Linked DNA regions of Mus musculus: region 2 is linked to region 1. Evidence: chromatin contacts called from ENCODE Hi-C or POLR2A ChIA-PET data. All regions are on one chromosome and are shown on one strand. Each heading gives the region's core, a stretch centred on a gene start or an enhancer-like site at or near the end of the contact. The rest is flanking DNA. Distances are from core to core; before and after follow the strand shown.

Evidence for each region. A loop is a pair of places that touch in the nucleus more often than their neighbours do. ChIA-PET counts read pairs that join two places held with the same protein, here RNA polymerase II (POLR2A).
Region 2: a loop to region 1 is called in a map of left cerebral cortex, with 1.8 times the contacts of the local background. The contact joins two enhancer-like sites. A Hi-C loop is called at or near these places in 5 of 37 maps with a recorded cell type or tissue (CH12.LX, heart and left cerebral cortex). POLR2A ChIA-PET finds 5 or more read pairs at or near these places in 2 of 5 experiments (Patski and embryonic stem cell).

The regions. Positions count from the first base shown.
Region 1 is chr1:73,938,576-73,944,718 of GRCm38, reverse strand. It overlaps Tns1 (tensin 1), which reads left to right. Exons shown (of 33, transcript NM_001289895.2): 20 at 2,613-2,809; 21 at 3,666-3,741. Among named protein-coding and RNA genes, the nearest start is that of 6030407O03Rik, 77 kb to the right of the region's middle. Within about 2 kb of position 2,307, at least 3 of the 3 ENCODE cell types and tissues checked have a DNase peak (open chromatin) inside an H3K27ac peak, as active enhancers do; they include heart and left cerebral cortex, where a contact is called at or near this core.
Region 2 is chr1:73,975,855-73,981,997 of GRCm38, reverse strand. Tns1 (tensin 1) reads left to right here. Exons shown (of 33, transcript NM_001289895.2): 18 at 968-1,084. Among named protein-coding and RNA genes, the nearest start is that of Gm39664, 52 kb to the left of the region's middle. Within about 2 kb of position 2,554, at least 3 of the 3 ENCODE cell types and tissues checked have a DNase peak (open chromatin) inside an H3K27ac peak, as active enhancers do; they include heart and left cerebral cortex, where a contact is called at or near this core.

The DNA.
Region 1 (6,143 bases), core at 1,058-3,557:
CACCAATTGGCTGAGGAACAATGAGGTTCTCTTGTCTCCCCTCTACTGTGTCAGGCTTCCTCTCATAGAAAGAGACTAAAGAGAGGGACCATAGCTCTGCAAGCACTCTGGGTTAACGATGGGCTTGCCAAGGGGGACAACAGTGAGCCACTGTGTTCCAAGACTGTGCGTGCCCTGCCTGGCTGCTGGTGACATGGACCACTCTCTGGGAATGATCAGCCTTATGGCAGTGGAATGTGTGTGTGTGTGTGTGTGTGTGTGTGTGTGTGTGGTATCTTTCCTTTTCTTCAAGGGGAAACTTTGTCCTGCACTCCCCTCACTTTTTGGAGATCACTTGGTCCATCCCTCTGCCTCAGGTCAGAGCATGCTCCCATGTGCCATCCTGGCAATGACAGGGAAGGGATCTGGAAAAATTCAATTATACTTGCTACCTGACTACCCTTTCTGGTAACTCATCACACCACAGGCTGCGTCTTACTCTAGTGTTGCCTTCTATGGACCTGAGCTTTGAGGCAGTGCCAGGAAAGGAAGGGTGAGAAGGTTCTGTCCCCCCACTCCAACAGAAACAGATCTCCTTTCAAAAGTCAGCACAGGACCCCTGAACAGGGAAAAAGCAGAGAGGTTGCCAGAGACTGTGGTGGTGGCGGTCTGGTGAGGGGTGGCCCTGGAACCGAAGGCCGTTCTTACATGTCTCCCTCTGCCTTGGGTCTGAACTCTGTTCCATCCCCCCAGAACTTTTGTCCAGTTGCTCTTTGTCACAACATTATTAGAGAAGCAATGGCTGTGTCTGCTTCTCTCTAATGTTTCTGCCAGGAATAAACTGAGAAGGAGGGCCAGGGCTGGTCCACACTTCCCAGAGGCCCGCGCTGGGCAGGTCCTGGTTGGAGGAAAGAGGAGCGGGATTGAAGCCAGAGGCTGCTCGAGTTCTGGGAGCTTAGTGTTGCTGGCAGAGCCTGCTGTGGCTCCAGCTGTCCAGAACCACCCCCTCTCTGTAGATGTCCCCGGCAGCCCCTTCTCTGGACTGACACACCTTCTATTTTTCTTTTCTGGAAATCAGGGTATTCTGAAGGTAGGGGCTTATTTGCTTATTTGAGCAGAGAAAGTTTGGGACAGACAGGATGAAGTCCGTCTTGGTTTCTACTGTGCAGGTAGGAGAGCTGCCTCTGATTAACAGCACAAATTGGAGACTCTAGTGTGCCTTCTGCCTTCTGTACATCACGTGTACCACTGGCAGCTGGTCTTGCTATTCTCTGACAGGCCCCAGAGCCTCCATCCCAGAGTCCATGCATGGGCATCACAGTAACTGTGTGTGAGTGAAGTGCTTCTGCCCCAGCACTTTGCTGTTTACATCAAGCAGGAAGGCTACCTGGGTGGTGCGGGCCATTGCAACTGTGTGGCTGTGGCAAGGGAGGGGTTGGGGACCACGCGGGCTGTGCAGATCCCTTTGCAGAGGATGAGAGGGGATTAGGTTCCCTAAGGGTGAGTCCCACTGGATTGTTCTGGCTATATTCCTGAAGGCCAACATTTTGTGTGTGTGTGTGTGTGTGTATTTATACATGTATGTGTACAAGCATACACTCCTGCCTGTGGCTAAGGAGAGGGTCCCAGAGGTGTGTTCATGTCCCGAGCTCACGTGACCTTAGTCCCTTCATTAGTCCTGGTGTTGATGATGGCAGAGATGAGACTTTAAGATAATCAGGCCTAGGATTCCCACCCTCAGGGTTGGGCCTTGGCTGCTGAGACCTGGGAAGTCAGTATTCTAGGATTCTGGAAGCCAGCACAGTGAAATAATGGATTCCATACCTTGGGCCAGCTGTGGGGAGAGAAGATGGAGAGGAGGCAGGGTGAAGCTAACATGGGCAGCGTTTGTGGTGAACTGAACAGGACGTGGGGACAGGGAAGACGGAGCCCCTTGCTCTTCTTTGCCTGCCCTCTGCCAGGATAGGATGTGGTAGGGGTCTTGGCCTCCATCGTGGCCACAGCCACCGTCGGATGATGATATGAAGAGGACTGCTGAAGGGCAGCTGTAGGGGGAGTTAGTTTAGAGGTTTCAGGGGTGTGCTGGTTGAAAGCCAGGGGACCCCTGAGATCAGAACCACCACAGAAGCCTGCTGTGGTTGGAGACTCCAGAGCGTGACTTGGTCATTCCTTTGTTTTCCACTGGGAGCACCATGTGCAAGATGATGCAGTTTAGTCCTTTCCAAAAGCCCTTCCCAAAGGCTCCATGTTGCTTGTTGGTTGATGCAGTTGCCTTGGAGACCTTCCCTTCCCTCCTCTGGAAGTTCTGGCCTTCTGCCTCTGGGGGTTGGAAGGAGCTGACATCTGTTTCTTGTATCAGTCCTTTGTGCTCTCCGTCCAAATCCTATGCAGAGTAGAGACTCCTCTTAAAGGCAGAGGCCAAGCTAAGCAAATCCCCCTGCCACCCACTGGGGGGAATTTAGGGTTTGAGCTAAGTTGGGAACAGGAAGGCATGGTGAGGGGGACTGAGGGGATGTGGCCCACTCCAGTTCAGCCCCCAGCTGAGGTGCTGCCTTTGTGTTTGGGGGTGTTAGGTGGGATTATGTCATTCTTTATTCTACTCATTGCTTTCCATACCCTGCCCTTCCTCCCAGGGGTTCAGGCTCGGGAGAGGCAGCCTGCAGAGCCCCCAGGCCCACTCCGGAGGCGGGCAGCCAGTGATGGACAGTATGAAAACCAGTCTCCGGAGGCCACATCCCCCCGTAGTCCTGGGGTCCGCTCCCCCGTCCAGTGCGTCTCCCCTGAGCTGGCTCTTACCATTGCCCTCAATCCTGGAGGGCGCCCCAAAGAGGTGAGTCCTTGAGTTGATGAGTCCTGGACTCACAGCAGGGAGCAGAGTCCATTGGGCATCTCCAGGAGCCTGAGAGTCAAGTGCTGTTACCTCTTGAGTGACTTGCCCCTCCCTGCATCCTCCCTCATCCATGGTCTCTCTTCAATAGCATTTGTACCCCTCCTTTTTTGCTTTAACACTGAGACTGAAGGTCCCTTCTTGATCCAAAGAAAGAAAGTTCTTTAGGGAGGTGACAAGCATCGTGGGGGTGGCATCCGGTACTCCCAAGACTTACAGTCCAAAGTGGGTCAGGTAGACTGGCAAACATCTTTTTGAGCCTTTCAGAAATAAGGCTCTTCTAAGAATATTTTACTTTGTGCCCAAATCACTCCATTGCTGAGAAATTTCAGTAGTCAGAGGCAGTGTTTCTTGAACTTCCATGGCAGAAGAACTGCCAAGGAGTGTGTTTAACCCTTTCATTTCCAAATGCCTCTGCAGAGGCACCAGCATAGCAGATCTGTTACAGGACCCAGGAATCTGCATTTTGAAATAGCCTGATGTAGGTGGACTCACTTAGAACTTCATGCCTAGGGCATTGTTCTGAAGAGGCAAGGCCCTTTTCTGTGACCCTGTTCTGAAGGAGTTCTGCCTAAGTTTTAGTATGGACTTGCAAACAGCCACTCCCCTAGTTAGCCACCAATAAGGATTTGTTGAGGCAGTGAGTGGTCAGCATTTGGGCTTACCTGGATGAGGTAGAGAGTCAAGCTAGAGAGGGAATATGTGGGCAGCCAAACTTGCTGCCCTTGTGCCCAGTATCACCTGAGGAGGAACCTCTCCTCAGAGCTTCCTTCTCTCGCCCCCTCTGTTCTCCCGGCAGCCTCATTTGCATAGCTACAAGGAGGCCTTTGAGGAGATGGAGGGGACCTCCCCAAGCAGCCCGCCACACAGTGTGGGTAAGAGCACCTGCTAAGCCTATTTCCCCATGCCCTCTTCAACATTTCCTTACTAGTCTGTGTGATTGTCCCAGGTGTGGGGTTAGGGGCGGGGGTGGGGTGTGTGTGTGTGGAGAGTCAGTGGAGTGGGGAAAGGGCTGGGACTGATTGCTTTTTACTCCACAGCTCACCCCAATCTCTACTCTATCGCTATGTGTTCTCTACCCTCTACTCTCAACCTAAGGATGAGACCGGCTAGGACTTAGCATCCAGAATTTGACTGCAGGTCCTGGCTCTATATGATGGGACTTTCTGTGTAGACTGACTCAGTTTTTCCCCATGCACTACTAGTATGAAATCCTCTGTCCTCTCTCTTGTTTCTGATGCCCCGCCTGTCCGTATCCAGGCACCTTCATCTCAGGCACCCTGTGTCACTTGTGCTCTCTCATACACATACGCTCTCTCATGTCATCCTTGACCTCCCAGAAGGGCATTTAGTTTGCATTCTCAGCGTATTCACTGGAGAGGCTGCTCCCTGAAGAACAGATAGAGAGAATTGCTAAGTGTGCCCCGGGTTGGTCAGTGTTTCTTTCTATAGGGGAAGTGCCTTGAGAGGAATTGGGGGACGTTACTGTAGGGAAAGTGATGGGGTCATACCAGGTGGTAAGGGACACAAGGCCCTAAAGAAAGTAGAGATGGATGATGCTCAGTTCTTAGGTTGTCAGGGCCTGGCCTGAGTGTCCAATAGTCCCTGGGAGAAGGAAGGCCAGCAGGAAGTGTTGCCTGAGCCTGGCTGTGCATCCCCTGGGGTATGACTGTCCTTCACAGGGACGGAAGGTAGACTGAATGTATGGCTGCTATCTCAGGCATACAGGAAGCTAAAGCTGGGACTGCAATAGTCCTGGGGGGGCATGGTTCCTGATGCCCAGTGGACACAGCATAGGCACACACACAGACACACACAGACACACATACACACACACATTTGTGATTTAAAACTCCCTATGTGTCAGGATGCTAGTGAAATCAGTTGTAGTAACTTTTTAGTAAATCTGAAAAATTGTCATTTCAATAGAGAAATCAGAATTTCAATATCAATATTTAATTGAGATGGTTTATAATATCAAAAATATTATAAGATGACTTAGTGGGTAAGGTGCTTGCTATACAATCATGAAAACCCGAGTTTTGACCCTTAGCCCCCCTACAGAAGAAAAGCCAGGAGCACCTGTAGTCTCAGCTCTGGGTGCCAGGACAAGCAGACGCCCAGGTGCTGGCTGGCCAGTCTCGCTGAATCCACAGACCCAGTCTCAAAGTGAGATGGAAAGTGCTGAAGGAAAGCATAGCTCTCAGCCTCTGACTTCCATGTGTGCATGCCTCGGGCACACGTGCACACATGAATATACTACATGTGTACACACAGAGAATTTATTTTCAAGGATAGCAGTGGCATTAATGTTAGTATTATTTTTATATAGCTCTAGTCTAAAATATGGAGTTGGCAATATCAGCATTTTAAAAATGAGCCAAGTGTGGTATACACTGATAAGTTTTATCACTCAAGAGGCTGAAATAGGGGGATTGCGAGTTTGAAACCAAGAGCCCGTCTCAAACAAAACAAACAAACAAACAAACAAAACCCCAAAAAAACCCAAAATGAAAACAAAATACTAAACAAACACAAGTGTTATTTTGTGTTATTTTAAAAGTTATATTTGCACACATTTTGAATTCCTGTGTGTATTTTTTATACCTAGCACAGCTCAGTTCAGATTAGCTAACCCCAAATGCTCAGGAGCTGGGTGATCCTAGAACAGTTGTACAGACCCGGGACACCTGGCTGGCTTACGAGCTGGCTTTGTGGCTTCTTGCGGCTAGATGCCATCTCTCTTCCAGGTCTTGTCTAAACCCTTACAGCTTCTTCCATTCCCCACTGCACCCACAGCTCTGAGGGCTGGATAACCCCTGCTGGGAATGGAAGCCATGGTAATTGTACCAGAATTGTCTCCTGTGGCGAGTCATGGGTGCCCCGGGGACAGATCTAAGTCAGAAGTTTCATAAATGCCACGGGCTGGGGAGAGAGGTTGGAAGACGGAGAAATGCAAGGAATGTTTCTCTCAGGAAAGAGAGGGCCGCTTGCGTTCAGAGTCACCCACTCCCTATGTCAGTATAAGGGTCACATTGCTCGGGTCTGGGAAGCCAAAGATGGGGGTGGGGAGGAGAAAACCAAGTAAAGCCGGCTACTATTTCTGAACCCCCTTCCCTTTCTCCTTGATCCCCTGCCCCTCAGATGCACCTGCTGGATAGCAGATGTGAGCCGGGATGGGGACTTCTCCCACAAATTCTGCTCTCTGCAGCTCATTCTTTCATGCTGATGCCATTCGAACAGGCATGTGGGTGACAGACATTACTAAGTGACAGAG
Region 2 (6,143 bases), core at 1,305-3,804, 37 kb before region 1:
TATAGTCAGAAACTGAGGGCCTTGGCAGATGGAAGACACCTCCAGAGAACATTCAAGGGTGCTGGGTGGATTGTGGGTATTTATGGACTGAAGTGGCTCAACCTGAAGGCCAGTTTAATAATAAACAGGCTTTCTTCTTCTAGACTCTAAAAACAGAGTCCAATTGCTCTTCATCTTATTTGAGAACAGAATGGGAGGAGATGAAGTTAGGTTACAGGCAAAGGGACTCTGGGTAGACTAAAGAAGGGACTGCCAAGCAAGGAAAATAGGCTACCTTGAATGGCCTGACTAGCTTCTGTGCTGACTCTGAGGATGTAAAAGAGAACTGGCCTGTTTTTACAGATGCGTGTCTAAAGTAGGGGACAGGGGCAGGCCTGGGATGACCTTTCCAGTCTGTGTCTTTTCAAAGTCACAGTTGTAATTTCCCTGCTGTCCCCACCTATGGGTGGTTCAGGATAAGCCTGCCCTTTCTCCCTTCTCCAGTCTCCAGGGTAGACCCTTGCTCCTGCCCCAGGACAGTACATGGGTGGGTGCTTACTTTCTCGTGTGTGTGTGTGTGTGTGTGTGTGTGTGTGTGTCTGTGTGTCTGTGTGTGTGTATGTGTATGTGTGTGTGGTCTGTGTGTATATGTGTGTGTATATATGTGTATGTGTGTGTGTGTGTATGTGTGTGTGTGTGTATGTGTGTGTGTATGTGTGTGTGTGTGTGTGTGTGTGTGTGTGTGTGTGTGTCTGTGGTGTGTGTGTGTATGTGTGTGGTGTGTGTGGTCTCCCTTTTCGGTACCTTGTCCTGATTTACCCTTATGACCTAGTCTGGGATGTCCAGGGTCTGCAGGCAACCCAAGTCATTGTCCCACCTTAGAAAACAAGAAAACAAGTGGGTACCTCAGAGATGACCCATTGGAGAGCTCTAGTCTTTTGTTTTACTACGTGCTAATCTCTTCCTGTTTCCTGCTGGTTCCCCATAGGCATGGAACACCTGGAGAATGGGCCCAGCGTATCTGTAGACTATAACACTTCTGACCCCCTCATCCGCTGGGACTCCTATGACAACTTCAGTGGGCATCGTGAGGATGGCATGGAAGGTAGGTGACCCTTTGTTGCCAGGCTCTCGATGAACTGGCCAGCCCTGGCCTGTGTAACCTTGGTTCTCTGGAGTATCCATAGAGGAGGTGGCTTTAAGTGCAGCTGTCAGTCTTTGTTCCGTCTCTTTGGAACCTGCCCTTCGGGTAACTCCAGGCCACTCTCTGTGTTCCTAGAGGTCAGAGCATGGATGTGTAGAAGCAGTATTTGGGGTCTAAGAACTTGCATGGAGATCCAGCAAAAGTATCTGAGAACTCAGTGTGGGGTTCCAAGATGTAAAAAAAAAAAAAAAAAAAGCCATAGAGTGGATACATGGCTGCAACACCAACGTATTCCATAGTCTGTGGCAGTCCGTTTGTTTGTTTGGAGGGATGAGGGGTGGAGACTCTGAAAAGAGTTTGCTAGACAGCACATGAAGCTAAGTGACCTTGCGATGGCCCCTTGGCTCTGGCCCTAGGTTTGCTTTCTGATTCATCTACAAGATGGCAGAACGTCAGAGGGTCCCCTGTATCTGTTGGGGCAACTGAGATCTTCTGAAAGGCAAGATTAGGACTTCCTCCTCAGACCCAGGCTGTGCCTTCTTAAGGATACCAGTGCCAACCCCCTTCCCCCACCAAAGCTTCCTTTGTTGATGGAGTTGAACTGGGGAGGAAAAACGTAGCCTGGGGCTCTCACTTGTCTACCTCTGTGTTGATGTCCCCTGTCACCCTCGTCCAGGCAGCCTCCTATACTGCTCTACTCAGAAAGCCATGCTACAGACATCAGTAGCTATCAGAGAGGCTGGAGGAGGGAAGGAAGATTAGAATTCAGGGGTTCCATGAGAGGGGATATATGTGCAACACCACAGGTTTGGTGGTTTGCCCTTGTATTCTCTCAAGGGGCCTTCATCTCCCACTGAAGATGGGAGATGGCCCACCCCGCGCCCCCAGTTCCCATCTTCTGAGTGGCGGAGTGGCCTGGGCCTGGGGTAGAATTGAGGATGGAATCAATTGTTTTGGAGGCTGCTGCCAGTCTCATCATTTCTCATTTTGGGGAAGTTTGCATTTTTAACAAGAACACTTGGCAATTTGAAGGCATTTTTAATGCCTCACCATCTCCCTGGTGCAGATGCAATGCAGTGATAAATGTTTAAAAATATTTCATGAGCTCTGAAGTGCCAAGAGAATCAAAGGTAGAATAATTAAGGACCAGAAGGAATGGATGGGGTGAGCCTGAGGGAAAGAAGAACAGAGGGCCAGGGTATGACAGGGAAACCTGGGGTAGCAGGTGGATTCAGAGGACAGGCAGGACAGACAAGGGAAGGTCGTGGCTGGCTCTGTAGCCCTTATCCCATGATCTAATTCCCTAGTAAAGAGATGGAGCTGGCAGGACCTTGGGCCAGTTAAAAGGTCAGCTGGTCCTATCAGGACAGAGGGGCTCCTATTTGCAGACAGAAAAGCTGGCCCTCTGCCCATAGGGGGGCAGATCAGGGCTCTGCTGTCCCTTTCCTTGCCTGGCCTGACTGAGCCGAGGCTGGGATGGTTGCCAGGGAATAGCTATTCTGCACTCTGACTGTGTGCTCCTTGCTGCCTGCCCCTGGACTGCATTCCCCCTGGGCCTAGAGACCCCAGGGCTGCCCCTGGCTGAGGCCCAGAGGAGGAAAGATGCCTTTTTTGTGGCTATTGGTCAAGAGGGAAGCGGGAACCTCTTATCCCCTTAGTTGTGGGGAGAGTGTGGTTTATCTGTGCCTACTCTGGGAGCAGGAGACAGTGAAGGAACAGAGGAAAGAGATGGGAGCCCATATTGAAAATAGGTTCTGTCTGCCATTGCTGTACGTCTCTCTGCACATGTCTCCCTCTGTATGCTTGTATCCCTTAGTCCTCTTCATGTGGAATCGTAAACATAATAGACTAGGATCTGCCTTAGTGGTTTTCTTTTGCTTTAGCCAACTCTTTCTTCACGTAGCCACCATGCCCCGCAGCCTGTGACCCAGAGGGGAAGGATGGCCCAACCCTGGGTGTCTGATTGGGGAGAAGTGAGGGTCCTGGGTTTCCTGGGTTGTGGTGGAGAGTTGTCTGGCCCCTGCTTCCCTCCTCCTCATATCTGCCCACACCTCTCTCAGGGTTGGTGTGGAGGCTGCCAGCTTGGCCTTGGCTGACACCACCATGTGAGCCTCCAGGAGTCCCATTAGTTCCTTGGCTTGAGTTCTTAGCCCCATGCCCTGGTCCCAGCACCCCTTAGGGTGAGGACAGAGCTTTGTTTTTGCCTATGCTGCACAGAGCAGTGTCCAAATTCTTCCAGAGGGTTCCAATACACTGCTCTCTGTAACAAGTTTCAGTAACAGGGTGGGGATGGCTCCTCTGTTTCTGAGGAGCCAGGAAGTCAATTTGCCCTGGTACTCTCTGCTTGATGTCCTCTGACTCCTTGGTCATCAACTTGTTGGGAGTAAAGATTAGGGAACCAGGGCTGATGCTGGCTAAGTGGGAGCATGGAAGCAGATTCTCTGACTGGACACCAGGGTGATGGCAGAAGAAAATTCATCCCAGGCCTAGTGAGGATGGCAAGGATGCTAGTATCCATTGCTTCTGGATTTTGTTTGTGTGAGGTTCCCAGATGAGCCAGGGCAGGTGGCCAGGGGTTTGGTCTGATGTCCAAGCTTTCTTGGTTTTCTGGGCTCTGAGGAGACCATATATTTTCTTAAGGGAGAGTTCTAACCCTCTTCAGTTCTTCTGTCTCAGCTAAGAGGAGTCCCTTGTCTACAGCCAGGAGTCTCTGGTCTGGGTGACTATGGAAGTAAGGTTGTCCAAGGACTGACTTCTTTTTTGGGGGGAGAGAGATGGGAGATAGGGTAAGGAAAGATAGTACAAACAGGCAGCAAGTGAGAAGAGAAATGCAGAGGTATGACACCGAGAGATGGAGAGGAAGATCTGGTCTAGGAGGCCTGAGATTTGGGTCCTGGGCATCCCTGGTGACCCCTTCCTGTCGCTCATCAGTTTTAGTCTCTATGAAATAGGATATAGGCGTGTCTTCTCATTTTGAGCTCAAACAGTGTTTCCTTGGGGGCTTATGAGAGAGGTTGAGATGATCCTAACTTCTCAACTCTTGAGCTCCAGGGTAAAGAAAAGGCAGAGTGGATGCATCAGTCAGCACAGGCCAACAGATGCTGCAGTAACAAACAGCCCCATTCACATGGCTTCCTCCTGCTCAAGGTATCTGTGTATTGAGGATGAGATGAGGCCTCTGTTCCTTACAGTTTTCCTGGTAAAGGTGGTTTCATCTAGAAGTGTCTCTCATCGCTGCCACCACAGGAAGAGGACTCTGATGTGTACTAGACTCCTGCCAGGAGCTGACATGTTCTTTCTGCTCACATTTCATTGGCTAAAAGAAACCAAGGTCTAAGAGCCGGGCGTGGTGGTGCACGCCTTTAATCCCAGCACTTGGGAGGCAGAGGCAGGTGGATTTCTGAGTTCGAGGCCAGCCTGGTCTACAGAGCAAGTTCCAGGACAGCCAGGACTACACAGAGAAACCCTGTCTCGAAAAACCAAAAAAAAAAAAAAAAAAAAAAAAAAAAAAAAAAGAAACCAAGGTCTATGTCTAGCTATCTAGCTCCAAAGGGGGCTGGATTATGCATGCACAGAAGACAGAAAACTTGAGGACAGGTAAAACAGACCACTCTGTACTGTAGAGCCCCAGTGTGGAATCTAAGAGTCAAGTGCTTTGTTTGTGAGCTCATGTGTAAACCTGTGATCCTTGGTGAAGCCGCTGTGCCTCTTCTGAGACCATGTCTGTAAAAAAAAAATAAAAGTGCCATAACAGGACCTTCCACCTAGAGGTGGTTTTCAGAGTAAGTGAGGATCAATGCCAGAAGTTCAGCGTTTGCTAAGTGCTGTGTTGGCAGGACTCTGGGTTAGTGGTGACCATGGGTCTGTGGTGATCGTGATGGAGTGGATAAGACAAAAGATGGGGTTTTATGAGTCCTGCCCTCTTCAGAGGTCCCTGTCCCGTTTCCCTCTACTCTTTGGGAATCATCTACATCTGGGCTCTGAGACTCTTTTGAGACTCAGGACACTTGCTTCCAACATCAGGAGAGTTACCCTCCCCTAGCTTCCTAATCAATTCAGATTCCTTATCAATGAGTTAAGGGGGCTGGATTCCTAAAGGGGCTTCCAGCTCTAAACCAGCCATGATGATGGTGCTGCTGCTGCTACTGGTGATGATGGTGGTGGTGGTGACAGAGTGATAGCATAGTTCTGGGTGCTGGGTACTTTTGGTTAACCCTCCTTCCCCCAGATATCATTGACTGAGCACGATCTTGTTACCTGTAGACTGAGCTGGACCATGTAGGAAGTGATCATAAAGCCACTTGGTTTTGTTCACCTCTGCCCTTTTGCTCTTCTCTGCACTTCTCGGACACCATGACGATAAGGCTAGTCCTATCTTATCTCTGGTTACTCTGACACGATGGAATCCCTAAAGCGCTGGTAAATTCAGACTTCAAATTGGAGTTGGCTCCTCTTCTGGTCATCACTGTACTGCATTTACACATGTGTGCCTGTGGCAGGTTGTATGTGTTTGGTATGCATGTGTACACATGCATGTGTTTGTGTGTGTGTATTTGTGCTTACAGATCATAGAAAGTTTACTAGTCCTAACTTGAACATTTCAAGGTGGGAAGAGAAGAACATTTATGAACATTTATGAACATTCTAGAACTTGCTTGCCTGGCACCACTGAGAAGCTGGGCAAATAACCATTAGAATCGGAGGTCTGTGGATTTGTGACTCTTGAGTCCCTTGTCATCAGGTCTGGAAAGAGTCCCTGGCTTAGTAGAGTCTCTGGCTGAAGCCCACATGCTGCTCCCACCCCCTCCTGGTGGGAGGCCAAGCTCTTTACTCCCTCCCGCTCCTCCCACTAGGGTCCTGACTCTCAGGAGATCCCCTAGGATAGAATCTGAGGTAGCCCAGGCTATTTCAGCCTTGTACCATAGAAGACCTTTGGCAAGTCTGGCTTCAGCGGCTGAGACTCAGGTGGCCGGTGCGGGTCACCAGACCTGCCCACCAGCAGCTCCTGTCCATCCACCTT